Linked DNA regions of Mus musculus: region 2 is linked to region 1. A link is a contact called in ENCODE Hi-C data. All regions are on one chromosome and are shown on one strand. Each heading gives the region's core, a stretch centred on a gene start or an enhancer-like site at or near the end of the contact. The rest is flanking DNA. Distances are from core to core; before and after follow the strand shown. Region 1 overlaps Dglucy (D-glutamate cyclase). Region 2 holds the start of Ccdc88c (coiled-coil domain containing 88C).

The links. Hi-C counts contacts between places; a loop is a spot of excess contacts on that map.
Region 2: a map of CH12.LX shows a loop between it and region 1 (2.7-fold over the local background). The contact joins the promoter of Ccdc88c here to the enhancer-like site in region 1. A Hi-C loop is called at or near these places in 9 of 37 maps with a recorded cell type or tissue (CH12.LX, gastrocnemius, heart and 3 more).

Annotation. Positions count from the first base shown.
Region 1 is chr12:100,864,613-100,869,600 of GRCm38, reverse strand. Dglucy (D-glutamate cyclase) reads right to left here. Exons shown (of 13, transcript NM_145448.5): 12 at 2,346-2,497. Among named protein-coding and RNA genes, the nearest start is that of Gm36572, 27 kb to the left of the region's middle. Within about 2 kb of position 2,329, at least 1 of the 3 ENCODE cell types and tissues checked has a DNase peak (open chromatin) inside an H3K27ac peak, as active enhancers do; it is gastrocnemius, where a contact is called at or near this core.
Region 2 is chr12:101,027,342-101,032,684 of GRCm38, reverse strand. It overlaps Ccdc88c (coiled-coil domain containing 88C), which reads left to right and starts at 3,794. Exons shown (of 30, transcript NM_026681.5): 1 at 3,794-3,913; 2 at 4,349-4,449. The coding sequence starts at 3,854.

The sequences.
Region 1 (4,988 bases), core at 1,080-3,579:
AAAGCATCACATAACGATGATGAGGAGCTGGGGAGCTGGCTCAGGGAGTAAAATGCTTGCCACATGACTGCAAGACCCTAATCTGCAGCACTCATGTTAAAGCTGGAAAGGCAGAGACAGGGGGCAACCCTGGGATTTGCTGGCAAACCATTCTAGCCTAATCAGCGAGCACCAGATTTAGTGAGAAACCCTGTCTCGGAAAATAAGAGGGGAGTGATTGAGGAAGACATTTGACATCAGCCTCTTGCCTCTACACATATGTGAGTGCACGTGCAAGTGTACCCCAGACATGTACACACATGAATAAATGATGCCCAGACACTTTTCTCTTGGCCCTGGGGTGGCCTCTCTGTTCTGCTCCTGGGCGAAGGCAGATGCTCCCCCTGTGAAAGGGGGAGGGATCCAAGCTCATTTCCACACAAGTCTTTGTCAAGAGCTCCTGGCAGGGGTTCCCCAACTCAGACAGGCATCTACCACCCTTTGTTTGGGCTGGAATCTGCCACTCCTCTTCTCCACTACACATATGCTCTCTTTACAAGGCAATGCTTGTGGTACTACAGGGCCTGCCCTTAATCTTCTCATTCTTTTGGGACATGGAGGGAGCTGTGGAGTCCTCAGGGTGAGTATGAACAGCTAGCAGGTCAGGAACTGGCTGGTGTTCCAGCCTCTAAGACCCAGAGGGACCAAATGGACCAACTGCCGTTCCCAGCGAATTTCCAGGAAGGACCACACCATGTTCTACAAGACCAAGTGGAGCGGGTAGCTCCTCCGGGGCTGAAGCAGAGCTGAAGGCTGCAGTCCTGGCCGGGCTGCTGCGGCAGTCAGTGAGACAGGAGAGTGGAAGGAGGACTGAAGTGAGGCATGGTGGGCAGGCCTTGAGGATGGAGTCAAGGTGGATGGGGAAAGAGGCCCCAGGGCAACTTCTGGACTTAGAGACAGAGTGTGTGAGGTGACCTACTCATTCACTCTGGATCATGGTGGGCTGATGTCTCTGGAAAATGATTTTTTTAAAGCAAATTAGATTTTCTTTTTTAAAACAAAAGTAAGTTTGGAAGCTGGGAGTACCTATAGATCTAGGAACTTAGGAAGTGGAAGTTGAGGCAAGGTTTGCTTGAGCCAGGATTTCAGCCCAAACTGAGGGGGTGGTGGAGAACTTCCATCTGGGCTCCTGCGTCACTGTGTTCCCTGCCCAGGCTCCTTCTCCAGGGGCCCCATCTGACTGCTCATTGTTTCCCAGAACAAGCCTGGGTCTGGCCCCCAGGAGGGGTTCAGCCAATGTGGCTCTGCTTTAAAAACATGCCTTTCCATTTCCTCCTCGAGAACAGGGCATTGTTAATACACTTCTGAAAGGGTGGGTATCCATGCCAGGAGGAGAATGTTTCCATCCCTGGAGGCTGAGTGTGGAGCTGGCTGGGCGGGTTCACACTTTGTGTCTGTGTGAATCAGGAGTCATGGGGGAGGGTGCCCCCTCCCTTTCCATGTTTTCCAGTTCAAATCCAGGAAGCAAAAAGAAAAAACAGCTAGCCCTCTGGGTCGCCCAGGGAAGACTAGACCATTTCCCCCATGAAAATGTCACTTGGGTCTCACACCCACCTCTCCCACAGCCCTCAGCATTCTCAGGAGCTGAGACACTTCTCAGCCACCCGAGGCAAGCCCCAAGTCTGGATCAGAGAGACTCTAACTCCTATTTTAGCTCTGTCTCTTATTGGTGGTCTTGGCAAGACTACCACCTAGAGCCCACCAGCTCCCTCTATGGAAAGAATAATACCAAGCCAGAGAGGTTCCAAATTCACCAGGAAAGAGGCCAGAGGGACTGCATAAAACATCATGAAGAAAAAGAAAAGCAGCTATAAGGCCCTCTAAATATGGGGGATTTCTGCAATGGGAGGAGGGGGTCAGAGCACCAGCCTTTGGCTGGCTGGGAGACATCTCAATTTTCTGTCTGAGTCGTCACTTGTGTGACCAGGACAGTAAGGACTCTGACCCCCACTCCTGACCAGAACCTGGATGCTGGCTTCCATGGATCAAGCGTTTCTTTCTTATGACAGTGCTGACTGTCATTAGATGACACTTTACAAAGACTCAGTCTCTGAGAGGGAAAAGCAAGTTGCTGAAAGTCAAACTAGAAAGGAAAGGATCTCGCTGAACAGGTCTTACATAAGACCTGAGGTAGATCCAACCAAGGATTGTCTGAATCTGTGGCTCAGACTGGCCCCGCAGGGAGACATTCCCTCTAGGCTAGCTTTGGATAGCACGGTGGTTGTGGCTTGGAGCGCTCAGGCCTGATTAGTTCTCATTCAGCAAGGAAGTTGTATCTTGGCCAGCGGCTTGCTGGAGTGTATTACCTTAGCGACAGATGGCAGGGCCTGGATCCAGCTCTGTTCCCCAGCTCTCCTGGAAGGTCCAGTTGCCCTCCTCAGGTAGCGCTCATGGACTTGACATGAGTTCAGAATATACAGTGCACAGGCCAGGGCGTAGCCTCCCCAGTTAGAAACACCTAGAATGCAAAAGGAAAAAATGTTCCATCACAGAACTGTAAAGATCCTGGGCTCCACTGGTCTGCCTCCAAGCAACCGGTGTCACCTCAGAGCACTGGCAGAAAGAGCAGGCACCAGGATGACCTAGGGACTTGCTGCAAGTTCTTGGGCCTCAGCCCAGACCTCCTAGATCAGAATTTCTGCAAGATTGCTGGGGTGCGGATAAGTTTTAGGGAGCCCTGTAGGTATACTTGATTCAAGAAAAAGTTTGAGAACCATTGCTTGAAGCTATTAGGGCTGTCCCACGTTAATGACTGTTAGAGGAAAAGCCACTTCTCACAGAAAGCCATTCCAGAATTCCCAACATGAAAGCACTGCCCAAGGGCTGCTCTCAACCCCTAGGCTACACAGAAGCCTGTCCCCTGAGGCATAGAGCAGACAGCCTGCCAATTGAGGCTTGCCATTTCTCTGTGCAGAAGACCATCCCTAACTCACCCTCAGACCGACCTCCCTAGTCTGCCAGCCAGGCCCCAGGGCTCATTTCCCACAGCAGAGTCTATTTTGTCTATTCTCTGACACCTGTTTGAGTTCTCAGTCCTGTCAAAGACTGATGGGGGCTGTTAAGCTCTAGGCTCTGCATCATTAAGGAAGAAAGGAGGATAAGACAGCTCAGTGGGTAAAAACTCTAGCTGTCAAGTTTGGTGACCCAAGTTCAGTCCCCAGGACCTATACAGTGGAAGGAGAGAACTGATTCCTGCAAGTTGTCCTCTGACTTACACACACACACACACACACACACACACACACACACACACACGCTCGCTCGCTCGCTCGCACAGATGCACACACAAATAGATAACTATCTCTTTTAAAGGAAGAGGATCATCAGATGGAGGAGAGAGGTGTGCACATAGCCAGCCTCAGGGTAAGACGATCATCAATGAGATGCTTGCAAAGGATTCTGGGGTCACTAGAAGAGAGACCAGTTACTCTGTTTGGTTCAGGAAAAAGTCACAGAAAAGAGTCATTGGATGTGAATTTTATGATCTGGGTAGAATTCAACTGGAGAGAGAGTGGAGCTGTGCAGTGGGAGGAGCCAGGTAAGCAAACGTACAAACACAAACCCCAGGGAGTACAAAGGGATACAGCCAAACACGGCCAAGGAAGACTACTATATCATAGTTACACTCGAATCTCTGACACTGGTAGATGTCTATGTCTCTGGTCGCGTCTTACAGCTGTCATCAGCTGGCTTGTCAGGGCTATACAAATCGTGGGGGCTGCGTCATCAACAGAACACTCAAGGGAAAAGCGATTCTTGCTTTGGTTGAATAATCTAGTCTGCCATCCTGCTGCAGATGGCTTGTGTGTCTTAGCTCCTGGAGTCCTTAAAGCAAACCAACGAGGCATAGCATCATTGTCTACATGTGAGCAACTCAGAAACAGACACAGAAGGGAAAAGATCACACAGCGAGTGAGTTGTAGACATATGATGTAATTCAAGCTATTCCCTTCAGAGCTCACATTCCTTTTTCTTTTAAAAAATGATTTTTTAAAGTTTTTTAATTGTGTTAAAATCTACGTGACATGAATATATTATTAAAACACCAGATGGATCCTTCCCTGTTCTCACACCAGCAACAGAGAGGGTAATGTGACCACTGAGGGTGTGGGGGTCTCTCTCTGCCAGGAATCTCACAGTTTTATAGCAGCAGATAGCTAACCCAAGTGTGCTCCAATCCAGTTCAGTTGCACCTCAATGTCAGAGCCCATGGGCTTGCCAGAGGTCTTGGTCTCTAAGACTGCCTCCTCCTCTTTTGATTCCAATGTTGAACCCCAGGTTGCTCATCATAGCCTCTGACTGACTGTGAGGGTTCCTGAAAGCTCATATTGGATTTAATTACCTTGCTTCAACAGCCACAGGGGAAGGCTGTTTTATTACAGAGGATGTTATGAAAGATCTAGATGAAAAAAATGTACTGGTAAGGCACACAGAAATGGGCCTGGTGCTTGCTCTGGTTGCTCTGTCCTCCAGGAACAGCATGTGTCTGGCCACCTGGGAGCTCTCTGAACTCTTTTGGGCTTTGGTGGAGAGCTGTGTTAGCAGACAGAGTGGAAAGCAAAACCAGCTTTCTTGGCCTCTTCTTTGCCTCTCTGTGCAGCATCCTTCTTACTGGGTGGGGAACAGGACTCTCCGGACCTGGATGGTCTTATGATCTATCAGACAAGGGTAGATTGGAGAATTTCTTTGTGGCTGCCTAAAATGGGAGTATATTCTCACTCTGGGGAAGAGAAATTCTAGTTTCTATGGTCTGCCTTGGAGAGGGAGTTATATAAACTTAGATCCATGGGTGAAAACAAAGAAATTTTCTTTCTTCCTTTCTTTCTTTCTTTCTTTCTTTCTTTCTTTCTTTCTTTCTTTCTTTCTTTCTTTCTTTCTTTCTTTCTTTCTTTCTTCCTTCCTTCCTATCTATCTATCTATCTATCTATCTATCTATCTATCTATCTATC
Region 2 (5,343 bases), core at 2,545-5,044, 160 kb before region 1:
TGCACATATGTACGTACATGCAGGCAAAATGTTAATGTACACAAGTGAATCTGAAAAGGATTTCTAAAGCACTTGAATAGAGGTACTTTAATAGGCAAATAAAACTGTTCCCAAAGCCACAGTTCTTAAATAATAACTCAAGCAAGCACCAGAACACGAGCTGTTGCTTAGGGAGGCCCTGAAGATCCTCAGCTGGGCAGCTGAGGCCTGCTGCACATAAACCTAGTCAAAAGCCCATGTCTGGGGGAGATCACAAACTCCAGAGAGAAAGCTACTGACTGTCCTGCCGTTGTTTTGCTAAATGGGCACAGTGTGCCCACCCAATTGCCTTCTGGATAAGTGCTTATGCCCACAGGTTACTGATTCCGTCGGCTTTGGTGAAAGAAGCAAATTTTTACAGTAGGTGCTGGGAATGCAGCAACTCATGACTGGTCAAAGTGGCAGGAATCAGAGACTGTTTGTTGAGTGCATAGCCCTCTCTATCCCCGTATACCTGTATCACTCCCTTCAAGGCTTAGAGAACGCCGCAGAAGAAAGGGTAGAGAGAATGCACTGAAATGCCATGAGACGCTGTCTTCTGAGCATGCTCCAGCCATGACGCTCTTGACCTCACAGCAGCTGTGATTACCTGCCCAAGATCAGGCCTGTCAACATCCTGTCCTGGAGGTGGGAGGGGATTCGTGAAGCCTCACCTCTCTCTGATTGTTTATGTGGTGAAAGGTTGCTGGTTCTTCCATAATATAAAGACTGGTGGTGAATCTATGCTCCTGTAAATAATATTTTACTCAGGTCCCTGCAATCTCAGTGCAAGTCACTGGAAAAGGGAATTGGGGAAGACAGAGAGGAGAGGTGATTAGCAGGAGTGGCAGGGTGGACAGAGGGTAGAGATGGTAATGGTAGTGAATGCATTCAATATATATGTATGATAATGTCCATGAAACTTATGCATAATTAATATATGCTAATAAACCATAAAATCACCCCACCTTCTAGTTGGACACATAATTTAAGCTCTTACCAGGTGACACAGAAATGATATTAGCTATCATGATTGAGTCAATATTTCCTGTGAGGGAGGAGAAGCTCCCTCCTCTATCTAGTATTAGAATAAAAATTGAAAACCTTCTTCCTACTGGGTGTGGTGATCCATGCTTTTAATCCCAATACTTGGGAGGTAGAGACAGGCAGATCTCTGAGTTCTAGGCCAGTCTGGTCTATGTAGCAAGTTAAGTTAGCCATGGCTACACAGTGAGACCGTCTGAAAAAGAAATTCTTCCATCCAAGAACTGTAAAAGCAACATTTCTGTCAGAAATTCGCAGAGGCATTTTATGAGGGAAGAGGCCAGTGGAGGGACAGTATCTGGCAGTTCATTAGTTCTCCTGAAACTCAACCCCACCCCCCAAGATGGAGCTCAGGGCGAACAATTCTTGTTAGCGCAACAGCAGCAGCAGAATGGGCTCCAAGATGAGGAAGAAGCAGTGATTATATATTGCTGCAAGATTTTTACATGCCTCACTTTGAGCTTCCAACTTACTTAGAAATCCTTGAGCAGAGAAAACAATTCCCAAGTTTGCTTTCCAAGACTTGCAAGCCCCAGGTTAGAAACCTTTCTAAGCATAACTGGGACACCCCTGGAGTTTATTGCACAGCACCCACAGGAAATAGGGAAGCACTGCAGATGAAGAGGTCTAGCCAAAGAATGGTGGTGGCCAGTCCATCAGTGACCACAGGCAACCTCAGATATGTAATAACTAGTGGCATTTCTGTGTCACCTGATAGGACCTTAAATTGTGTGTAAAGCTGGGCAGTGGTGGCACACGCCTTTAATCCCAGCACTCGGGAGGCAGAGGCAGGCGGATTTCTGAGTTCGAGGCCAGCCTGGTCTACAAAGTGAGTTCCAGGACAGCCAGGGCTACACAGAGAAACACTGTCTCGAAAAACCAAAAGAAAAAAATTGTGTGTAAAACTAGAAGGTGGAGAGACTTTTATAAAACATTAATCATACGTAATGTTTCATTGACATTGCCATGAAAAGTTCCCAGAGTTGCTATGTAGGGACTGCCAATATCAGGGGAGAAATTATTCACACACTAGAATAAAATGTCTCACAATAGTCACAGTGCAGTTGTTTGATGCAGTTGTTCACTTGAAATAATATGCTTATTAAATAGCTAGAAGGATTTTTTAAAAGATTTATTTATTTATTATGTATACAGTATTCTTCTGTCTACCAGAAGAGGGCACCAGATCTCATTACAGATGGTTGTGAGCCACCATGTGGTTGCTGGGATTTGATCTCAGGACCTCTGGAAGAGCAGACAGTGCTCTTAACCTCTGAGCCATCTCTCCAGCCCAGGATTTTTTTTTTTTTAATTAGATTGGTACAGAAATCAAACCCACAAAGACAGTCCTTACTCTTCCAAACAGGGTAGCCTATGCTACCTATCCACCACATGCAGTCATCAACTTCATTATGTAGCCCAGGCTAGCCTGGAACTCAAGGCCCTCCTGGTTCAGCCCCACCAAATTCTGTGATTACAGGAACCAGAACTGACTGCCATGGCCTGAGACAGGATGTCATTGAGCCCAGGCTAGCTCTGAAGTTGTTATGTAGACAAGGATAACTTGAAGATCCTTTTGCCTCCATCTCCCCAGTACTGGGGTTACAAAGCTGTACCATCATTCCCACCCCACTTTTTTGGGTAAGATTTGTTTTACTTTTTATGAGTTTTAGTGTTCTGCCTTTATGAATGTATACCATATGTATGTCTGGTGCCCTCAGAGGCCTTGAAATTCAACTTAATGATAGTTGCGAACCATCCTGTCAGTGCCGGAAAACAAGCCCAGGCCCTCTGGAATAGAAGCAAATGCTCTTCATTGCAGAAGCCCCCCCACCTCCACCCTTTATTTGTTATTCTGACTTCCACATTTCTTGGAACCTTGCCAGTATACTGGGGGCTACAGTCTATTTATTAACAGGCTTTCCAACCAGGCAGAACTGTAATACCACATGTCATCAGCAGATGTCACATCCCTAATACGTGAAAAAGCTACGCTGCAAAATGACTAGCCAAAGGGTAGTCATTGAGTACCTGGTGTGTTCTCCCTAGGAGTGTGCCAGGGGCTTCGGGTTAACATTCCCGCATCGCAGTGAGGATTAAACTCGTCAAGACAAGAGTACATGCAACAATGGCCCAGCTCGGGGAGCGAAGTTATTACCAGGAAGTGGTGAGAACGTGGGGCTGCAGGCCTCCAAGCACACAGCCCCCGCCAGCAGGGGGCACGGCGTCCATCGCGCTGGGAGCCCAGGCTCAAAGCTGCCGCTGCGCACTGCGGCCGGGACGGGCTCTCCCGCACGGCGTGCTATGGTGGAGGGAGGGTAGAGCCATAGCAGGGGCGCACACGCGTGGGGCGGCCACACCGCCAGCATCCATCCTGAAGGAACTTCAGGAAGGGAGAAGCCGGGGAGTCGGCAAAGCAGATGCACTGATGCGCAACCCTGCAGTCTGAGGCTTACACCAAGCCTCTTCCTCTCGGGCCCAGGTCTGCGCGCGCAGGCTGCACCTGCCCGCGCACTCGGGCCGCCACGTGCTGAGGCCCCGCCCCACTCCCGTCCCCGCTCCCCCAACGCGCACCCGGCCCGGTGCGGCTCCTCTCCGCTAGGCTGCGCAGGGCACCGGGCGACCGAGGAGGGACCGCGTCGCCCCTCCCTCCCCCTCCTCGCCCCCACCTCTCGCTCTCCCCGGGCGGGCGGGGCCGCAGCCGCGCACCGTGGGCTCGCGCCCCGCCTTTGTCTCCCGCGCCCGCCGCCGGCTGCCGGAGCCGCTTTGTGCGGCGCGGCCGCGGCTCAGCATGGACGTGACGGTGTCGCAGCTCGTTGAGCTGTTTCTGCAGAGCCCTCTGGTGACCTGGGTGAGCGCTCGGAGCGGCACCGGGGACCGGGAGGCTCCGTGTCGGGTGGGCGTCCCCACGGCTTCCCACTCGGGAACGCGCACCTGTTCCCGGCGGCCGTGGGGGCGGGGAAGGGGGGTGACCCCTCCTGAAGCTCAGAGACCCGCGGTAGGGGCGCAGAGTGGGACCGTGGACCGGCGGGCTGAGCGTGCTGCCTTCCTGTGCGTCTGAGACGTGAGGATTTTGTTGAAAAGTCCTTTTTATTTATTTCTCTATTTTCCTCGCGTTCTGGGACGCTGGAGAAAAGTTAGCCAGAAGTCCTGTCCGGAGGCGGGAAAGGACCGCGGTTCGGGAAGGGTAGGCTTGCTGCCTGCGAAGAGTACCACGGTGGTTGGTGACCTCCCTGGCCTGCCTTGTCCCCCAGCGTCAGACCAACATGCTTTTGCCTCCCCGCAGGTGAAAACTTTTGGATCGTTTGGAAGCGGCCACCAGGACAACTTGACTCTGTACATGGATTTAGTGGACGGCATCTTTTTGAATCAAATCATGCTGCAAATGTAAGTTGCCTCTTCAGAGAGGATACTTTAAGAAACCTAAGATTGTAGCGTGAATGCCGGATGGCCAGGGAGGGATTCCGTTCAGGTGGGCCGTTGGACCCCCCCATCCCCCAGCACCTCATTCGAGCTAAGGAAATTTGCGGTTGACTCATTTGTAAACTCGGGCACTTGATGGTAGTCTGAGTGCTGACACCAAAAGTCCCTTTTCTTTTTGGAGGGACACAGAACTGTAAAGAGGGTCTGGTTGGTTACAGGAAATGTCCGCTGGGTCTGGAGCATCGCGGTGTGAACGCAGTTTCACTGTGGCTTGGGAACTGGGCTTCTGAATCTCCTTCTCTTCCCAATTGTTGGGGCAGATGCAGTCATTAATCGTCCTTGTGTGAATTGGGTTTAGAAGGCACACAGGCAGGCAGGCAGGCTGGCTGTTTAGAACGTTTGCTTGGGCTTAAACAGGGTCTCGTAGATACTACTTGCCGGCCGCACCTCTGACCACATCCGTTGTGGAGTTCTGCAGAGCCTGTCTGTCTGACATCTTAGCACCACTTAGGTGTTGGCTCCTACCCCTCCATTCTGTGTTTAACTTAGAAGCTTCGGGGATCCTATTGGAAGTGAGTGACAGTATGAGTCACAGGCACTTGGAACAAAATAAAACTGGATCAGCCTTTACATGTACCCACTCAGCTGGGACTGATGGAGGTGTCACACTCAGTAATCCATTAGCTAATGAAATACAGCTTGGATTTGTAGCTGGGGGTGGGGGCGGGTAGGGGGTGGTTTCCCAATGAGATGACTCCATTTGTTTTCATAGGACATTTGATTCACAGTGGTAGAAACCCCGTCTTTTTTTTTTTAAATCCAATTCCACTGGTCTTCAGAGTTTGACCAGGTTCTAAA